Regions from separate parts of the Homo sapiens genome. Here all the other regions are linked to region 1. Evidence: chromatin contacts called from ENCODE Hi-C or POLR2A ChIA-PET data. All regions are on one chromosome and are shown on one strand. Each heading gives the region's core, a stretch centred on a gene start or an enhancer-like site at or near the end of the contact. The rest is flanking DNA. Distances are from core to core; before and after follow the strand shown. Region 1 holds the start of TCFL5 (transcription factor like 5). Region 2 holds the start of MTG2 (mitochondrial ribosome associated GTPase 2). Region 3 holds the start of PSMA7 (proteasome 20S subunit alpha 7).

What was found. A loop is a pair of places that touch in the nucleus more often than their neighbours do. ChIA-PET counts read pairs that join two places held with the same protein, here RNA polymerase II (POLR2A). Pooled maps may share reads with other maps.
Region 2: a pooled map shows a loop between it and region 1 (6-fold over the local background). The contact joins the promoter of MTG2 here to the promoter of TCFL5 in region 1. A Hi-C loop is called at or near these places in 4 of 50 pooled maps.
Region 3: a loop to region 1 is called in a pooled map, with 10 times the contacts of the local background. The contact joins the promoter of PSMA7 here to the promoter of TCFL5 in region 1. A Hi-C loop is called at or near these places in 1 of 37 single-sample maps with no recorded cell type and 9 of 50 pooled maps. POLR2A ChIA-PET finds 5 or more read pairs at or near these places in 2 of 52 experiments (AG04450 and PC-3).

Annotation. Positions count from the first base shown.
Region 1 is chr20:62,860,470-62,863,395 of GRCh38, reverse strand. It overlaps TCFL5 (transcription factor like 5), which reads left to right and starts at 1,574. Exons shown (of 6, transcript NM_006602.4): 1 at 1,574-2,372. The coding sequence starts at 1,726. LOC105372717 (a long non-coding RNA gene) reads right to left here and starts at 1,961. Exons shown (of 4, transcript XR_936989.4): 1 at 1,855-1,961. RefSeq lists silencers at 1,166-1,265, 1,316-1,505, 2,006-2,155 and an enhancer at 1,127-1,781.
Region 2 is chr20:62,181,773-62,184,938 of GRCh38, reverse strand. It overlaps MTG2 (mitochondrial ribosome associated GTPase 2), which reads right to left and starts at 1,911. Exons shown (of 7, transcript NM_015666.4): 1 at 1,882-1,911. SS18L1 (SS18L1 subunit of BAF chromatin remodeling complex) reads right to left here. Exons shown (of 11, transcript NM_198935.3): 11 at 2,425-3,166. RefSeq lists silencers at 1,693-1,862, 1,869-2,053, 2,093-2,282.
Region 3 is chr20:62,141,921-62,144,793 of GRCh38, reverse strand. It overlaps PSMA7 (proteasome 20S subunit alpha 7), which reads left to right and starts at 1,400. Exons shown (of 7, transcript NM_002792.4): 1 at 1,400-1,586. The coding sequence starts at 1,491. SS18L1 (SS18L1 subunit of BAF chromatin remodeling complex) reads right to left here and starts at 1,025. Exons shown (of 11, transcript NM_198935.3): 1 at 905-1,025. The coding sequence starts at 973. RefSeq lists silencers at 549-598, 629-688, 809-1,518, 1,559-2,198.

The sequences.
Region 1 (2,926 bases), core at 325-2,824:
AATTTTTTATATTTTTAGTAGACACGAGATTTCATCATGTTGGCCAAGCTGATCTCGAACTCCTGACCTCAAGGGATCTGCCCGCCTCGGCCTCCCAAAGTGCTGGGATTACAGGCGTGAGCCACCTCACCTGGCAATCATTACTTCTTAAAATGTCTTTCTCCCCATCCTTCCACCCCCAGGGGACTTCAAATCACACTGCTTGAAGCGGCCCCACAGCTCACTGATGCTCTGCTCACTCTCTTAGCCTTCCCTCTCTGTTTTACGTTAGACGACTTCTGTTGCCATGTCCTTGAGAGTTTTAAGTCCTTGCTTTCCTCCTTGGTAGTGTTTTCTGAAACCTGATGTTTTGCCCAAAACTGATATATTATTTTCATGTATACATGTGTGAGTTTAGATTTGCATGGCTGAGCTTTCATAGCCCATCGTTGAATCATTGTAATATATTGGTCTGTGTCTAAACTGTGATGAAATGAGCGAAAGATTCAGACCCGGCTTAGAAGACGATGTGCAAGTCACAGGCCTTTAAGTGTCCTAATGCCTAGACAGAGAACAGACAACCACTGAGTGAGATGGGAATGTGGGTGAGAGGTTAAGTACAGGAATTATTTCAAGATTGCAAAAATAAGTCTCTTAAAGACCACATATTGCATAGTTCCCTTAACAGGGAAGGCCCAGCCTAGGCAAACTCCTGGACACAGAAGATTAGTGGCTGCAGGCGGGGGAGGGGCAGTGTGCTGACTGCTACAGGAGACCGGTGGTGAATGCAGCGGTGGAGGCGGGCCCAGCGCTGGGAATGTACCACCACCGTCGCGCTGTGCATTTTTTTTTTTTTTTTGAGATGAAGTCTGGCTCTGTTGCCCAGGCTGGAGTGCAGTGGCAAGATCTCGACTCACTGCAACCTCCGCCTCCCGGGTTCAAGCGATTCTCCTGCCTCAGCCTCCCGAGTAGCTGGGATTACAGGCACGCACTACCACGTCCAGCTAATTTTTGTATTTTTAGTAGAGACGGGGTTTCACCATGTTGGCCAGGCTGGTCTCGATCTCCTGACCTCCTGATCCACCTGCCTCGGCCTCCCAAAGTACTGGGATTACAGGCATGAGCCACAGAACCCGGCCATGCGCTGCGCATTTTACGCGGATGAAGCGGATGGCCTGGGCACTGTGGACTGTGGGTCCAGGGAGCTGTTTTGACAACGTCTTCATTCCTGCCGCTGTAATGGGGCGCACGTGCACGCACGGACGTGGCTTCTCCCCAGGGTGTCACCGCGTAGGTATCACGCTGATTCCAGCGCAGCCGCCCTCGCCGGGCCTCAGCGGGGAGTGGCCGGGCAGCAGGGGCGTGGCTGGGAACCGGGCGTGGCCTGAGCTGGGGGCGTGGCCTAGCTGTGGGGGCGTGGCTGGGCCGTGGGGGCGGGCCCTCCGCGCAAGCATCCGCCGACGTGGGGCGGGGCCGGGCGTGCGGGCGGTTGGGCGGGGGCGGGGCCGGCGGCGGCGGGTAACGGAGGGGGCGGGGCTGGCGCAGGGGTGGGGTTGCCGTTGCGGGGCGGGGCGGCGCAGGCGCTGTGCGCGGCACTCAGCGGTTTTCCCTCCCCCAACGGCGCGCCGGCTGTGGCCGGCGCAGAGTAGTGCTCGGGCCGGGGGTCGCCTCCCGCCTCCCGCCTCCCGCCTCCCGCCGCCCGCCGCCCGCGTCGCCCTCGCCGCCGTTGGGCCGCGCCGCGCCGCCATGTCGGGCCCCGGACCGCGGGAGCCGCCGCCGGAGGCAGGCGCGGCAGGCGGCGAGGCGGCCGTCGAGGGCGCGGGCGGCGGGGACGCGGCGCTGGGCGAGCCGGGGCTGAGCTTCACGACCACCGACCTGAGCCTGGTGGAGATGACGGAGGTGGAGTACACGCAGCTGCAGCACATCCTCTGCTCGCACATGGAGGCGGCGGCTGACGGCGAGCTCGAGACGCGCCTCAACTCGGCGCTGCTGGCGGCGGCGGGCCCGGGCGCAGGCGCGGGCGGCTTCGCGGCGGGCGGTCAGGGGGGCGCGGCGCCCGTGTACCCCGTGCTGTGCCCGTCCGCGCTGGCGGCCGACGCGCCCTGCCTGGGCCACATCGACTTCCAGGAGCTGCGCATGATGCTGCTAAGCGAGGCGGGCGCGGCGGAGAAGACGTCGGGCGGCGGGGACGGAGCGAGGGCCCGGGCCGACGGCGCCGCCAAGGAGGGCGCGGGCGCGGCTGCGGCTGCGGCTGGACCCGACGGCGCGCCCGAGGCCCGGGCCAAGCCGGCCGTGCGCGTCCGCCTGGAGGACCGCTTCAACAGCATCCCCGCCGAGCCGCCGCCCGCGCCGCGCGGCCCCGAGCCCCCCGAGCCGGGCGGGGCGCTCAACAAGTGCGTGCCCGGCGGCCGGGGGCTGGCGGGGCCCGGGTGGAGGCCGAGGCCGGGGCCGGGGCCGGGGCGGAGGCAAAGGGGGCCCTCGCTGTGCACGCCCCCAGCCTGCCCTCCCGGCGGCACAGGGCGCGGACCTCACCGGGTCTGGGGCCGCCCCGAAAGGCTGTGTGCGCTGTGCGGGCCCCGGGGAGCAGGTACTTCCAGAAACTAAACACCCCCTCCCTCAGTGGCCCCGCCTGGAGTGGGGCCGAGCGCGCAGAATTCCTGGGAACCATGTGCTCCGGGTGGCACTCTTGGATGTCAGGGAAGCCTAGGAAGGCCCGACGGGGGTTTGCAGGCTTTGAGCTCTAAAATGAGGCTCCAGCCTGCAGCCGCCCCCTTGGCGACCCTCAGGGATGGCTGTGGAAGGGGCTGCGTCCGCAGTTTTCTGCTCATCCCAGCCTGTAGTTGCCCATCGTGGTCACACTGGAGGATGGCAAAAGTGAGATTGGTGTCAGGATGTGATGAGAGCAGGGAGGTGGCGCAGTTTTGCTTTTCCTCCATAGGAAGAGGAG
Region 2 (3,166 bases), core at 662-3,161, 680 kb after region 1:
GGGGTTTCACCGTGTTGGCCAGGCTGGTCTTGAACTCCCGACTTCAGGAAATCCACCTGCCTCGGCCCCCCAAAGTGCTGGGATTACAGGCGCGAGCCACCACACCCAACCAATATATCCACTTTTAAATGTATTCCTAACGATAATACCCTGCGAGGGGTAATACTGCATGCCGAGCTATCTTCCATTTGCTTTTCCAGACCAGCTTTCCACCCTGCCCTGTGCTGTGTGTCAGGAGCCTGAGCTTGCCCCATAGGAAAACCTACTGGGACCTGGCCCTCTACCAGAGACTGGAGGCAGGAGCAGGAGGCCGGGACATGGACCTCCCTGCCCACTCAGACTGAGGCTCACACCTCCAGTCCAAGAAGCCCTCCCCAGTGACTCTTCTCCCTGTCCCGATCACTGCTGCCTTCCCTGATCCTTTGGAGTCCAGGAGTAGAAACTCCACTGCCACCAGTTCCAGGCTAAAGGACCAACTGTCATTAACCTGCACTCTGCCTTTGCAAACGGTCCCTTTATAAACCCTCCTCAAATCCTCCTGTGAGCATGAAACCTGATTTTTTTTTTTTGGGTATGTTTTTGAGACAGAGTCTCGCTCTGTTGCCTAGGCTGGAGCAGAGTGGTGCGGTCTCGGCTCACTGCAACCTCCACCTCCCAGGTTCAAGCGATTCTCCTGCCTCAGCCTCCCCAGTAGCTGGGATTACAGGCGCCTGCCACCACGCCCGGCTACTTTTTTGTATTTTTAGTAGAGATGGGGTTTCACCATGTTGGCCAGGCTGGTCTTTAACTCCTGACCTCGTGATCTGCCCGCCTTGGCCTCCCAAAGTTCTGGGATTACAGGCGTGAGCCACCGCGCCCAGCGGAAACCTGATTCTTGACTTTACATTTTTTATGCCCATCTAAAGCAGTGGAGGCTGAGACTCACAGAGGTTCAGTCACTTGCCCAAAGTCACATAGTATCCTCTGGCCTCCCTGGCATGCTGCTGACACCTGCATTTTACGGCAGGAATCTTCTCACTGAGGTTCGCCTACACAGACTTCCCAAGGGACTAAGGCCAGGATAATTTCAAAGGAATCCATTTTCTGCCCAAGTTTCGCTACGTTCTCTCTGCTAAAACAGAACTGCCTGAGGACGAACCTGCGTTTAAAACAATTTGAATTCTCCTTTCCCGTCCCCCTTTTATAATGGGTCCTCCCCTTTACAAAAGAAAGGTATTTCTCTAGTGACACTGCCCAACAACCCCTCTAATTCCCACCTACAGGTCTGTGTGAACGCCGTTCCTCGGTATCCACAGCTACGAGAACGTAAATGGGAATAGAACGGGTAACCCGCTCTCACTGGGCAGAAGCCAGCCACGGACAGTGAATTATCTGGAAATGCGTCTCCCTGAGGCGCGTTTACAATACAAAACTTTATTGTTGTTTTATCATCCAAATGTGTATATATTTATGTTGTTTTGTGCAACTGTATACTGCCAATAATCACTTTAAAATGTTTAATACTTAGAGCGCTGGATCAAGGCAAATTCCTAACAACTTGACTCGGAACTCACACACGGCACCCATCCCGTGACAGAGCACCACCGGGGTGGCTGACAAGACTTCTGACCCCAAAACGCGGTTCTGCGGAGAGAGTGGGGCAGGACCGGGGAGCAAGGCGCCGCTCCCCACCGCCCGAGCGCTCGCTACTCCAGGGCCGCAGCGCTCGGTCCCGCCGGGGTTCGCAGCCCGGCAGCCCTCCAGGCCTCTCAGCTCCTAGGCCGGGGCCTCTCCCGCTCCCAGCGCCCCGGTACCCCGCGGCCCAAGCCGAGGCCCCTCCTTGCGCCCGGGCCGCGACCACCCCCCAGGCCCACGCTCCCCGCTCCCCGCTCCCGCACTCACCGGCTCGGGAAAGCACGTCACTTCCGGAGCGTCGCAAGCGGCCGACCACTTCCGGGGCCTTTTGGCTCCGGAAGCCCAAGGCTTGCCCAGTGCGCAGGTGCAGAAAACACGCCGACGGACCGAGAGGCGACCTTGTCCCTGGTAGCGGAAGCAGGAGCAACGGCAGGAGGGATGCGGAGCGCTCAGCTGCAGCCGCGCTTCTCGCCGGCGCCCTCGCTGCCCGAGCACAAGGACAGCCGCCCCGCCCGTTCCACCCGGTGCCCAAGGTCCCCCAGCTTCTCTGACCCCTCCGGCGTTTGCGGAACCTCCCGGGTCTGACGAGGACACCGCCGTTGCCCGAGGAGGCTACGGGGCAACGCAGAGCAGGCAGTGGGGACCGCAGGGCAGCCCCGGGGCGCCGTCCCCACCGCCCTTACCCTGGCTTCGCCTTGCCGCCGCGGGGAATCCGGTGCGGACGCACGCGAACTCTGCCCGGGAGCCGAGGTGACGATCTACCTGGTCTCGGTAATAAGTATTTGCAAAACACATCACACCAAAATCCCGTTAACTTCATGAAAACTCACTTTATAGGATGATTTTTGAAGAACCAGTTTATTAAGAGATTACACCAAAAGCATAAACAATTTATACGTCAAACTCCGACTGAAAAAAAAATAACCGATAAGGATGTTTTTTAAATGTACTGTACTCACAAATAACAAGACAAATTTGACCTGTTCAATAAATAGAAATGAAGTGGCTAAAAATGTTTAAATGGAAATGGAAAACAGTCGTCTTCTTTGTACAGTTTTGAAGGGGTGCCCCCTATTCACGCCTACACGTAGAAAAACCCTGACAAAATCAGAGGTTCACTTAACACTCCAACCATATGAGCGTATTAAGGTTTCTTTTCAGATCTTAGGAGATCTTGTCCACCTTAATCCCATTCACAGATCTTAGGAGATCTTGTCCACCTTAATCCCATCATAAAGACTGTTGGCATGAGTTCTGATGTACTGTTTTAATATGCTGAGTACTGTTGATTCAACAACAAACCTTAATGGGTGATGAGCTTTTGCATACCAATATGAATTTGTCAGCACTTCTGAAAACTGGCCATCATTTTTCAAATTCACAATTTGCTGGATGTCAGGGAACAATAGGAAGAAGAATGAGCGTCAATTTTCATGTCTTCCTTTGCTTCTTCACTGGCCTTCCATAGAAGTAGTCAGAAAAAAACAAAGCACCATCAACCACACTTCACAAACAATTCATGTTGGCCTAAGCTTTGCTCAACATTCATATG
Region 3 (2,873 bases), core at 151-2,650, 720 kb after region 1:
GTATGGCTAATGCTGATTTTCTTCCGAATCTGTCTTCTACAGAAAAAACAGCAGAAAATACAAAGTCTCAATTTCAAAACTTAGGGCTTTGGATAACGGTGTCCCAAACCCACATAAACGCTGTCTCTTGAAAACCACAAGGCCGAACTTACGGAGCTAGAAGAAAGGTTGTGGAGCAAATCCGTCAAGTTTGTTAGGCGAGGCGGCTGGCGAGGGTGTCACGCTGAAACCCGGCGTAGCCGCGAGGATACGGAGGGGGCGGTGCGCTCCCTACGGGGCCGGGCTGCGTAACGATGCCCCGCAAATGGGGATCGGGACGCGTCCTTCCGTGCCTCCATCGTTCGCGCCTCGCTCCAGGAGCAAGAGGGGCAGCCCCGGCCACAGTCCCCGCGGTCGCAAGTGCGCCCGGAGGCCGACCCGGGCCCCTCACCACTAACCAAAATGAGCGCAGAAAACGAGTACCGCCCGCCGTCGCCACCGAAGCTGGCTGCGGAGCGCGACAAGCCCTCGCCGCGGCTCCGGCCCCGAGGGGTCCCCGTGCGCCCGGCATAGCCCAGGACAGTTCCCAGCGCGCGCCGCGGACTCGGGGGACAGCGCGCTCGGGGGCCGGCAGCCTCCAGCGTCCGCCCGGCCCCCACCGCCCAGTGCCCCGGCCCGAGGGACCCGCGCGCCCCAACAAAGTTGGCGCAGGCTCTCCGGGGACCGCCCCCCACACGGCCGGGTGCCCGCCGGCGCGCAGGCGTGGGACGCGGGGAAGGGCACGGGGCCGCCGTCGGGGCTCGCGGCCGCCCGGCTGCGCCCCGGCTTTGTTCGCGCCCCGCGCCCGCCAGCTGCCCGCGCCCCGTCCCCGCGCGCGCCCGCCCGCAGACCCGCCGCCCAGCGCCGCCGCTCCGGCCCGGCCCACCTTCTGGATGGTTTGCTGCGTAACCTCCCCTTTGCCTCTTGGCCGGGCAGACGCGAAGGCCACGGACATGGTGGCGGCGCGGGGCTCAGCCCGTGGTCATCGAGGTGGATACTCCGGCTGCGCTGGGCGGCCCGAGGCGCTCATTATCCGCAGTCGCGGAGGGGGGGAAGGGGGCGGGAGCGCGGGGGGCGCCGCGTCGTGGGCTCGTCCGCCCCGTCGCCGTCGCCGCGCCTCCGGGCCCGCGGCGCCGCCGCTCCGCCCTGCAGAACGGTCTGCGGCCCAGTGCCGAACGGTGGCCCCCGGCGACCCCCTCGCACCCAGCGCCCGGCCCTCGCCGGAGCACCGCCTCCCACCCCCGGCCACCGGTGGTTCGGCCTGACCCCGCCCCGGCGCGCGCCATCACGTCCGCCCGACGCCGCCTGACGCTGCCCGTCGCCGCCTGACGCCGCCCGTCGCCGGCAGCGCAGGACACGGCGCCGAGGGTGGGGCGCGGGCGTAGTGGCGCCGGGAGTCGCGGGTGCGCGCGGGCCGTGAGTGTGCGCTTTTGAGAGTCGCGGCGGAAGGAGCCCGGCCGCCGCCCGCCGGCATGAGCTACGACCGCGCCATCACCGTCTTCTCGCCCGACGGCCACCTCTTCCAAGTGGAGTACGCGCAGGAGGCCGTCAAGAAGGGCTCGACCGCGGTGAGGCGGCGGGGCCTGCGCGGGGCCGGGGACGCGGGCGGAAGTGGGGCTGGGGAGCCCAGAGAGGGCCGGGGCCGGGCGCGGCGCTGTGGGCGCCCGCGGGCGTGCGCGGGGCAGCGGCGCGGGCGGTCAGGGCTGTAGCTGAGCGCGGGCCCCGCTGCCGGTCTCCACGAGTGCCTGCAGAGGCGGCGTTTGGCGTGAGCCGCGAGCGCTCGTTCTCCCCACTCAGCGCCTCGCTTGGGGCCCGGCCTCGCGTGGGGCCCCGGGCACGGGGGCCGTGACGACGCCATCTTGAGCACCCCTGGCCCCGGCCGGGCGCGTGGGTCGCGCCGCCGCCCCGGCGAGCAGAGGCCGGGCGAGGGCCGCTCTGGGCCGCGGAGCGCGGGGGGTAGGCCGTGCGCTCGCTGGGGGGCTGTTCACGCAGCCGGGTGGCTGGGGAGCGAACTACTCAAACCCCCCTTATGGGGACCCCCACCCGCTCCGGGGCAACACTTATTCTCTAGGCCCAGGTGGGCTTCGAGAACAAAGCGGCTCGCTGGCCTGGCCGGTGGCGGGCGCCTCCCAGGTCTCCGCACTCTGCCGGGAGGAGCCTTCCCGGGGCCGGGCTGCAGCCGCCCGGGTCAGGACTGGTTTGGACGCGGCCGTTTCGTTTTGACGAGGGCTCGTGTACATTGACCTTAGTGACATTGTTTGAAACTTAAATTCGTACCATCAAGACGTGTCAGTTTAATTGGTCAGTCTGTGAGATCGTTATTCTTTTATCATCTGGTATTCAGAGGTTTGAGCAGGCAGAGAAAGCAGCACACACGGTTCTGTAAATTTTGATTTGTTTTCATTTTCTGAATCTTTGTTTTGAAATGAAGGCCCAGTATTCATCAGGTGATCTAACTCAGCTTAAAGAGGACTAGGAGTCGGCTGACCCCTGTACCCACCCCAATACTGCCACCCCCGCCAGCTGGCCGCCGCTGGCTTTAACGAACCCATATAGCTTCTCTGGGCCTCGAGTCAGTCGAAGGTCAAGTGAGTCAGTACCTGAGAAAGCTCCCAGAAAACCCAAACACTTCAGATCAATACTTCTCAGCCAGGGATGGTTTTGGGCCCACACGGAGCCACTGGCAGTGTGTGGAGACTTTTCCAGTGGTAAGACCTTGCAGAGGTGCTCTTGGCATTTGGAGGGTAGAGGCCAGGGACGCTGCTCAATATCCCACCCGTGCTCAGGGCGGCAGGCACAGGGAGATCCCCCTGCCCAGGTGCTCACAGTGCTGAGCTGGAGAAGCCCTGCTCTAA